3 separate regions of the Mus musculus genome follow, and regions 1 and 3 are each linked to region 2. The links are chromatin contacts, found by Hi-C or POLR2A ChIA-PET in ENCODE. All regions are on one chromosome and are shown on one strand. Each heading gives the region's core, a stretch centred on a gene start or an enhancer-like site at or near the end of the contact. The rest is flanking DNA. Distances are from core to core; before and after follow the strand shown.

Region 1 (2,700 bases), core at 195-2,694, 47 kb after region 2:
GGTAGTCAGGCAAACAGATGGGCGTGTACATAGAGCACAGGAAGAAGCGCAGGTCCGGTGAGCAGTGGATCTCCACAAGCGGCCAGAATTGGTGCACCTCCAGGCCTGCTTCGTCCTGCGTGTCATGGTTGAACTGGTTGGGCATGTGCGTCAGGTTGTAGCCGATGCCTCGGCACATGGGCACCGTGATTTCCTGGCACACCGGGGCCTTGGAGGCGGCCGCTGCCCGGCCCACCAGCTGCGCCAGCAACAGCAGCAGAAGAGAGGGAGGCGCAGACGGGTCGGGTCGAGCCATCGTCTCCTTCTTCCCTTTGCCTCCCGCTGCCTGAGAGGGTCTGCGTTGGCCGACGAATCTGCGGCCGGGGCTTCCCTCTCCGGAGTCTTGAGTGTGACGCCCGGGCTGGCAACCTGTTGGTTTCTTTTTCTCTTAAAGAAATCCGTCCAAAGATAAACTGTTTCTGGAAGGCGCTGCCTCCGCCGGCAGCACTCAGTTCCACACCAGATAGGGCTGGAGGGATGATTAGGGCTCCGACTCCAAGGACAGAACTCTTAAAAGAGAAGGTAGGGGAAAAGAAAAATCGCAACCACTCCTCTTAGAGGAGCGCCAACCACTTGGTCTCCGCAAACCAGCTCCAATCTCAAGATTAACTCCTTTCCTCCCCTCCTCCTAGAACCAAACTTCAGACGCCCCCACCCCCTCCACCCCACTGCCCGCGCCCGCCTCTCTTTTCTGGCCCGGCCCTGCAGGCTGTGCCTGGGGCCAGAGAGCTCAGTCCCCGAGATGGGGGCAGAGGAACCGGGTGAACTGGGAAGACGCGGGCTCTCACCTCGGAGGATCCTGCTGGGCGGCAGATGTCTGCGACCAGCCGGGCTCCTCAGTCGCGCGACTCCGAATCGGGCCAGAGCTGGGAAAGTTTAACGACAAGCTAGGTACCTGTGGCGGCGACACATGGCAGCAGGTGGAGGGCGTTTCAGAGAGCAGGGCGCCCCTCGACCATGGGCGGCGCGGGCCGGTCACTCGCCTTCTCTTCCTTCGGGGCCCCCTGCATGATTCGGGCAGAGCAAGGCAGGGGCAGGCCGTGCCTTCCACCGGCGTCCCGGGGCCGGGACGAAGGGCAAGGGCGCCGGGCAGCACTTGAACTGCGCGGAGGGGTGCGGCAGCCGGAGGGGACCCCGCCACCTCACAGCACAGCGAGCAGCCAGCGCTGGTCGGGCGGGGACTGCATAGTCCGCACCCGCCGCCGCGTCCCGCCAGCCGCTCGCCGCCTCCCCTGCAGGGGGCTCCGCGCTCCAGCAGACTCCGGGGGGCGGTGGCGGCGCTCTCGGGACGCGCCCCGCTCGGCTCCTCCCCCGCGCTCTCGCACTCTTTCGCCCACCTCCAGGGAGCTCCGAGCTGTGCGCGACGGCAGAGGACAAGTCGCGGCCGCAGGCTGACTGCCCTCTCCCGCCCCGCCCGGGTCACCTGCCTCTAATGCCCGCCGGGAGGCCCCGCCCCGGGACCGCCCCTCCCGCCCCCTCCCGCCCTGCCCCGAGCTGGGCCGTCCCACGAATCGCTCTCCGGGTCCCCGCCCACCGCCCCGCTGTCCTGGCCTCTCCGCGAGCGCCCCGCGGCCCCGCCCGGAGCGGGCAGCGGAAGAGCGTCGGCCAATAGTGGACCGGGAAGTTACGAGGGCGGGGTCAATGCTAATGAGTCCTCCCAGAGAACCCGGGCGGGAAACCTGGCCCCAAGTCCTTCTGGAGTTCTCTGCGGTGGTTCACCAGGATGGTGCTCACTTTCCTGAGGGCTCTGTTCTCTGAACGCCGGCTTCCAGGGCCTCCACCAGGCCACCTCTCTCCAGCTGAGTGTCCTTATCGAGGTCTGGCGCTTGTTTAAAGGGATGAGAGGTCAATTCGGTTGTGCCACCTGTCCTCTTTCTAAGCTGCCTTGTGCTAGGTGACAGACGTGCTAGTACTTAATGAGCAACCTCGTGTTAGTTAATCGTTTACACCTTGATACGCGATCTGGATACCGTAGGATTCTGAGGCCAGAACACCTCAGAACTTGACCTACACAGCTGAGCTAACAAGACAGCAGAGACGTTGACAAACTTGTGCCCCTCCCTGTGCGAGCTCCTGGCACACAATAGGCGCTCTGACCTGGAATCCCAAACCAGAAGCTGGGCAGCAGAGTTCACAATCTTTACCACTCACCCCTCCCTTAGAAATATCGATATTTCCCAGGCTTTGCCCTTTTATATATAACAAAATCTTGTCCTTGTGACAAGAGAATGAATTTCTTTCCAGTTTTGGAAGTCTCTAGAGACGTTAGTCCTTAGCAGTTGCGGTTTATAATCCCTGGCAGATCCGAATTTGCCCACAGAGAAAAACTCTTGAACTGGAGCAGTGTACAGCTCAGGGTGCTTGGTCCCCCAGGGTTGGCTGCTGTGCACTCTGGCGAGGTTGAGACCGGATAACCGGGGCGTACTGGGGCAGTGGGAACCGTGAAAAGACCTGCTGCGCACAGTCAACGCAGGGACACGCAGTGGCGCTCTCCTGATGGGTTAGTATACTCCAAGTTTTAAATGTCCCACAAATGCCTCTCTTCTACGAGTTCTAATTAGGCTGGGAGACCGAGGTGTTTAGCATGCTTGAAATTCGTTCACACGCTTATGAAGAGGCTTTAAATTGTAGACTGCTCCTTCACTCCTCCTTCCGCTGGGG
Region 2 (2,700 bases), core at 112-2,611:
CAGAATAACATAGTCTTAAATACACATGACAATGACTTCTGAACTTCATGTTCAACACTTATTTCCAGTATAAAATCTAAACTCTTGGTCTGGAGAGATGGCTCAGCGGTTAAGAGCACTGACTGCTCTTCCAGAGGTCCTGAGTTCAATTCCCAGCCACCACATAATGGCTTACAACCATCTGTGATGGGAGCCAATGCCTCTTCTGATGTGTCTGAAGACAGCCACAGTGTACTCATACAAATACAATAAATATATACATTAAAAGAAAACAACTAAACTCTTGACCTCATTGACTTTGGGGTCAGATATTTGTGTTTGTACTCCAAGAGCAGCAGTGTGAACTCGTACAGCTAGATTCTCCAAATCTTTGCTTCTCATTTGCCTAAATTTACTGGGAGCCTGGACTGCTGGACTTCAGGAACAGAAATGAACGAGAAGATTCAATTAGGGAAGATATTTAAAATCCCCAAGTGAAAAGATTGCTCTTCCTTAAAATGAACACTACCAAGCACCAACAGTCTCTGTCATTTTCCCTAACCGTGACTTCCTTTCACAGGTACTCGGAGATAAACCTGGAATCCAGACTATTCTGGCCCCTACACGAGCAGTAACCTTGTCATGTAACCTTGAGAAAGTTACTCAGTTTCTGCATGCTCCCCCTACCCTGCCACCGATCAGTAAAATCTGGGAGATCGAACATTGGACTGCTCTTTAGACTTAGCGCTAAGGGAGCTCGGTTGGCATGGTTGGCAATACTTGGTGCATGCTAAAGGTCAATTGCTCTCTACCATCCCCATCACTTAGGACTGTGGGCACCCCACAGTGTGGTTCTCTATTTTGTGGGAGAAAACTGTTCTCTGCATTGCTAGTTAAAGAAACAAAGTCTGGAAACTCCTGTCTTGTGATGGCAGAAAACAAGCGAAACCGGAGTTGCTGGCTCCCAGCTTTTCTGAACCGAGAGTTTGGTCCTTATTTGACGTACGAGGAAATTGAAGAGTGACGTGTCCTCGGGTTTCATGCAAGACACAGTCACGACTCTTTATTGAGAGTAAGGAGCGAGCCCCGGGGTTGCTATGGCCAAGTTGCAAGCGAGAACGTAACACTGGGAAGACAGGAGAAGAGCATTTAGCCATATACAACCGGCTAAGTCCAGTGCAACTTACTTGGGTGAGCAAAGGGAAGCTGTCAAACATGGAGAGACCAAACTGCTGACAAAACCAACTCTTCACCAGGCCGGACCTTCGGGGCCCGCCTTGAAGGGCGGCCTCGAGTAACAAACTGCCGCAGCTCCCCAGTAGGAGCCGGACTCGGCGCAGCTCGAGATGAATGGAAACCAGAATTCGCGCGGCTCAGCTTAAGGGACGGGGCGGGGCTTTGTGAGTCACGTGCCTGGGCCGTAGGCGGGTGCGTGGAGGGAAGTCCGGGTCTGATTGGCTACCCGTCACCAGGTGACCGCGGAGCGCGTTCCGGTTGGCAGGAGCCGGCTAGCGGCCTTCAGTTCGGAGGCGGCGACGGAAGGAGGAGGAGCTCCGGCCGCGCTCTCGGCCCGCAGTGGCTGCGTCTCCCAGCGCTTGTCGGGTCCCCACCCCTTTTAAATAAGCCGGGCTGGTCGCCGCCCTCGCAGACTAGTCCGCTGTGGGGAGGCGGCGGCGGCGAGCCGGCGGGGGTGCGGCCGAGGCCGGAGCCCTGCCCCGGGCTGGGCGGCGGGGCGGGCGGGCGCGCAGCGGGCGCGGCGGCGAGTGCGGGCGGGCGCAGCCCCGCTCTGCCCGGGGCTGCCGGCGCCGACCGCGCCATTGTTGGGGGAGGGGGCGGGCGCGGAGTCCGGGGCGAGCGGAGGCGCAGGCGTCGGCCGAGCGGAGCGGACGCTCCCCATGGGGAACACGCTGACCTGTTGCGTGTCCCCCAATGCCAGCCCCAAGCTGGGCCGGCGCGCGGGGCCGGCAGAGCCCGACTACGAGTCCGAGGTCTACGAGGCGGCGGCCGGGGACGCGGTGGCGGTAGCGCCGGCGCCCGCTGCGGCCGTGGAGCCCGCCGAGTTGGATTTCGGAGCCGGCGAGGGCCACCACCTGCAGCACATCAGTGACCGAGAGATGCCCGAAGGTGAGGAGGCAGCGGGCGCGTCCGGGCCGTGGCGCACCTCTGGCCTCCACCGACTCCCTGGGTCCCGCTGGGAGGCGGCCGCCGCCTCGGGTTCCTTCCTGCCGGGATTATTCCTGGCGCAGGCCTGGACACCGGGAATGAGGGCTGTGGCTCGTGTTCCCACCCCTTATTCTTTCTCGGCCACGTCTGGCCAGTTTCTCTCCCACCCCTACGCCCAGTTCTTCACTCTTCCCATTCTCTCATTCTGACCCGGGACCCTGTACCCGGCACCGCTTCCTCTTTGTACTGCTGTGTACCGTCCAGTGGAACTTAAGACTTCAAGAGACTATAATTGCCCCTTTTCTTAATAAAACTCCCAGGTACCCCTAACCTCAGAATAGCCATCCCATCTCTCTGTCCTTACTTAGGCAGATGGTACGTAAGGTAAGAGCATAATGTTCCTCTTGCTCTGAACGAGTTGAGTAACTGATACTAGAGCAATCTAGATTCAGCATGGTTAAAGATTTCTTATTTACGTTCAAGTAGAGATTGCCACCAAAATGTGTATGGTATTAAGTAGGATTTTGAAAGTAGCCTCAATAATAAAGGTTGCTTTAT
Region 3 (2,700 bases), core at 17-2,516, 57 kb before region 2:
GCAAAAAAAAAAAAAAAAAAAAAAAGGATGCAGGGATGGCGGGGGGAGTGGACAAAGAAAGGTTCTTTGGAACAAATCTCATCTGTGTTGTCTGGAAATCAGAAGTTCAGTTTGGTAGAGTTGGAATTGCAAACACGAATCAGCAATCCGCAACGGTGGCAGAGACAACCAAGCTTCAACTGCAGTCAGCCCGGCAGGGGACCTGGGGACCAGTAAGCATTGCACAGCTAGCTCTGTAAGCAAACCTAGATCAGCCTCTGTCAGTGTCTGTCAAGTCCTATTTATACTCCCTCCAAACATCACATGTCCTCCACAGGTCTTACTTCAGCATGGGCATCAGCAAGTGCCTCTGTCTCAGCTGACATCACTCTGCCAATCAGCCCCAGTCCATGGAAACAGCAAGAAGCTGCAGCACACCACCAGAAGGTTTTGGTGTCTTTCTCTCTATGGAGTCCCAGCAAACGCAGCTCAACTACACAATGTAAGGCAGAGCAATGCGTGCTCGTGTCATTAGTGAGGCATCCCGTCCTTTCATGTGCTTGCTTTAGCAGAACATCCTTTCACCTGTGTCTGCTGCAGCTAAACGTTCCTTCATGTGTTTGCCCCAGCAAAACACCATCCAACCGACTTTCCAAAGAACCCTTAAGTTTCCACTTCATATACTTATATGTATATAGCAAAACAAAACAAAACAAAAAGCCACAGGTTTGGAAGAGAGCAAAGAGAGGTATATGGAGGTTTGGAGAGAGTAAGGGAAGGAAGGAATAAATGATGTAACTATATCATAATCTCAAAAAAATTAAAGAGAAATAATTAAAAATAATACTAAAATAAAAAGAGGAGGAGATTAAGAAACAAAACAGCCAGTGCTTGGCACCCAGACACTTCGCTTTGTCTGGGAACTCCAAGCTAGCTCTGCCCTGTTAGCCCAAACATCACGGCTGCTCTCCACCTACAAGAGGTCATTTGTGTCTCTTCCTGTTTCCCCTCATGCTGTGATGTCTTCCAGTCTCGGGCCTCTCCACTCCTCGAAGCAGAGTGGTATCCAGACAGTGGGTAAAGGCAAGAAATAGCTGATACTCAGGAAGATGAACTCAGGCGGCAGACAGGAGAACTTTCTGTGAGGTATTCCCTAATGCCTGCTTCAGTCAGACATGATGCCAGACACATGACCCACCTCATGCATGTTCACTCAGCATTTCTCTAAGAGAGCAAAACTGCAAGTTCCTTAATAGGAAATGTTTTTAGAAGGAACATATGGAGACTCCAAGTGGGGCTAAATATAAACCTGCGTTCACAGGGCTGAATCAGGAGCAAAGAAGGCTTAGAGAGAAAGAGCTGGATAGAGAAGCTTTCTCTCAAAACAGGCTTTTTCGTGGGAGTGCATGTGTTTTGCTGAATATGTGGATGTATACAACAGGAGAGGTACCTAGAATTAAAGGTGAAGAACCAAGAAAAGCATCTTCTGGAGCCAAGAGCAGATGTAATACTGATCACATCACAGAAGAGCTAAGGTTCCAGCTACTGGTTCCCTCAGAAGAAGCCCTCTTCCTTGCATTATGGGCTTGAAGCTGATCAAAGAGCCTTGGCTGTGCAGGGGCATATCTCAACATTACGACTGCCTTTAGTGATGTGCCTGTAAAGGCAGCCCCCAGGAGTGGGACAGAGAAAAGTGGACTGCAAATTTGAGGCCACCTTGGACCATAAAGTAAGTCTCAAGCAGTATGAGTTACAGAGCAAGGCCATTTCTCAGAGCGAGAGCAAGAGCTCAGTCCTTGTCACGTTAAAGATACTGCGAGCTCTCTCTACATTGTCAGTGATGGGAGAACAGTAATAGCAGAAAGAAAGCAGGCTGGGAGTGTAGCTCAGTGCCACAGAATTACAGCACTTGCATACCATGTACAAGACCCTAGTTTTGATCCCTAGCATTTTACACACACACATGCACACACACACACACATACACACACACACACACACACACACACACACACCACTAGCCAGCAGGAAACCTGCTTCAGTATAATCAGCAGATGCTTAGAACTATGAAAAGAATTAAGTCTTCTCTCTCTCTCTCTCTCTCTCTCACATGAGAGAGAGAGAGAGAGAGAAAGGTGAACTCATGAATTAGATACAATAGAGCAATTGTAGCAATATGCTCTAATGAAATTTACAAGAATATGATCTCTTTCAGTATCTGTACTACTATCTGTGCCTTCTATCTCAAAGGAAGCACTTTGTCTTCTCTTTGTCATGTCCAAAGTGCCACCATCACTCTGCGGCAATTACGCCACAATTATCCCATAAAACACGGAAGAGCTGACTCCCTGTATTATGAAACTATTTATTACACTGAATCTGATCACTGATGATTCCACGTTTCTGACAGTAACAGAGCCTTTCATGATCCAGTTGTATATCACTCAAGAAACTAAGAAGTGGGATGGATACTCATCAAAGATTGACCCAGGATAGTGGCTCCTAAGCTCACAGCCCAGGCCAATGAAAGTTAAGGGTGTGAACACGGGTGGAAGTAAGCAAAGCAGAAAACTTTATTATAGGAAAGTGAGAATTTCATGAAGAGAAACTCCTAAGAGTTGGAGAGGATTCAACGGAAAAAAAAAAAAACATTGGATTTTCATAATCCAGGAGTTACATACAACAATGATAGAAGCTAGACAAATGTAGAGAATCTCTCAT

Evidence for each region. A loop is a pair of places that touch in the nucleus more often than their neighbours do. ChIA-PET counts read pairs that join two places held with the same protein, here RNA polymerase II (POLR2A).
Region 1: a map of heart shows a loop between it and region 2 (7-fold over the local background). The contact joins the promoter of Fzd5 here to the promoter of 2810408I11Rik in region 2. A Hi-C loop is called at or near these places in 3 of 37 maps with a recorded cell type or tissue (T-helper 1 cell and heart). POLR2A ChIA-PET finds 5 or more read pairs at or near these places in 4 of 5 experiments (Patski and embryonic stem cell).
Region 3: POLR2A ChIA-PET joins it to region 2 with 10 read pairs in Patski. The contact joins the enhancer-like site here to the promoter of 2810408I11Rik in region 2. A Hi-C loop is called at or near these places in 11 of 37 maps with a recorded cell type or tissue (Patski, T-helper 1 cell, T-helper 17 cell and 5 more). POLR2A ChIA-PET finds 5 or more read pairs at or near these places in 4 of 5 experiments (Patski and embryonic stem cell).

What each region holds. Positions count from the first base shown.
Region 1 is chr1:64,736,306-64,739,005 of GRCm38, forward strand. Fzd5 (frizzled class receptor 5) reads right to left here and starts at 1,445. Exons shown (of 2, transcript NM_022721.3): 1 at 828-1,445; 2 at 1-548. The coding sequence starts at 295.
Region 2 is chr1:64,689,298-64,691,997 of GRCm38, forward strand. It overlaps 2810408I11Rik (RIKEN cDNA 2810408I11 gene), which reads right to left and starts at 1,362. Exons shown (of 2, transcript NR_038009.1): 1 at 1,167-1,362. It overlaps Ccnyl1 (cyclin Y-like 1), which reads left to right and starts at 2,048. Exons shown (of 10, transcript NM_001097644.1): 1 at 2,048-2,103. The coding sequence starts at 2,094.
Region 3 is chr1:64,632,161-64,634,860 of GRCm38, forward strand. No RefSeq gene overlaps it. Among named protein-coding and RNA genes, the nearest start is that of Mettl21a, 16 kb to the left of the region's middle. Within about 2 kb of position 1,267, at least 1 of the 3 ENCODE cell types and tissues checked has a DNase peak (open chromatin) inside an H3K27ac peak, as active enhancers do.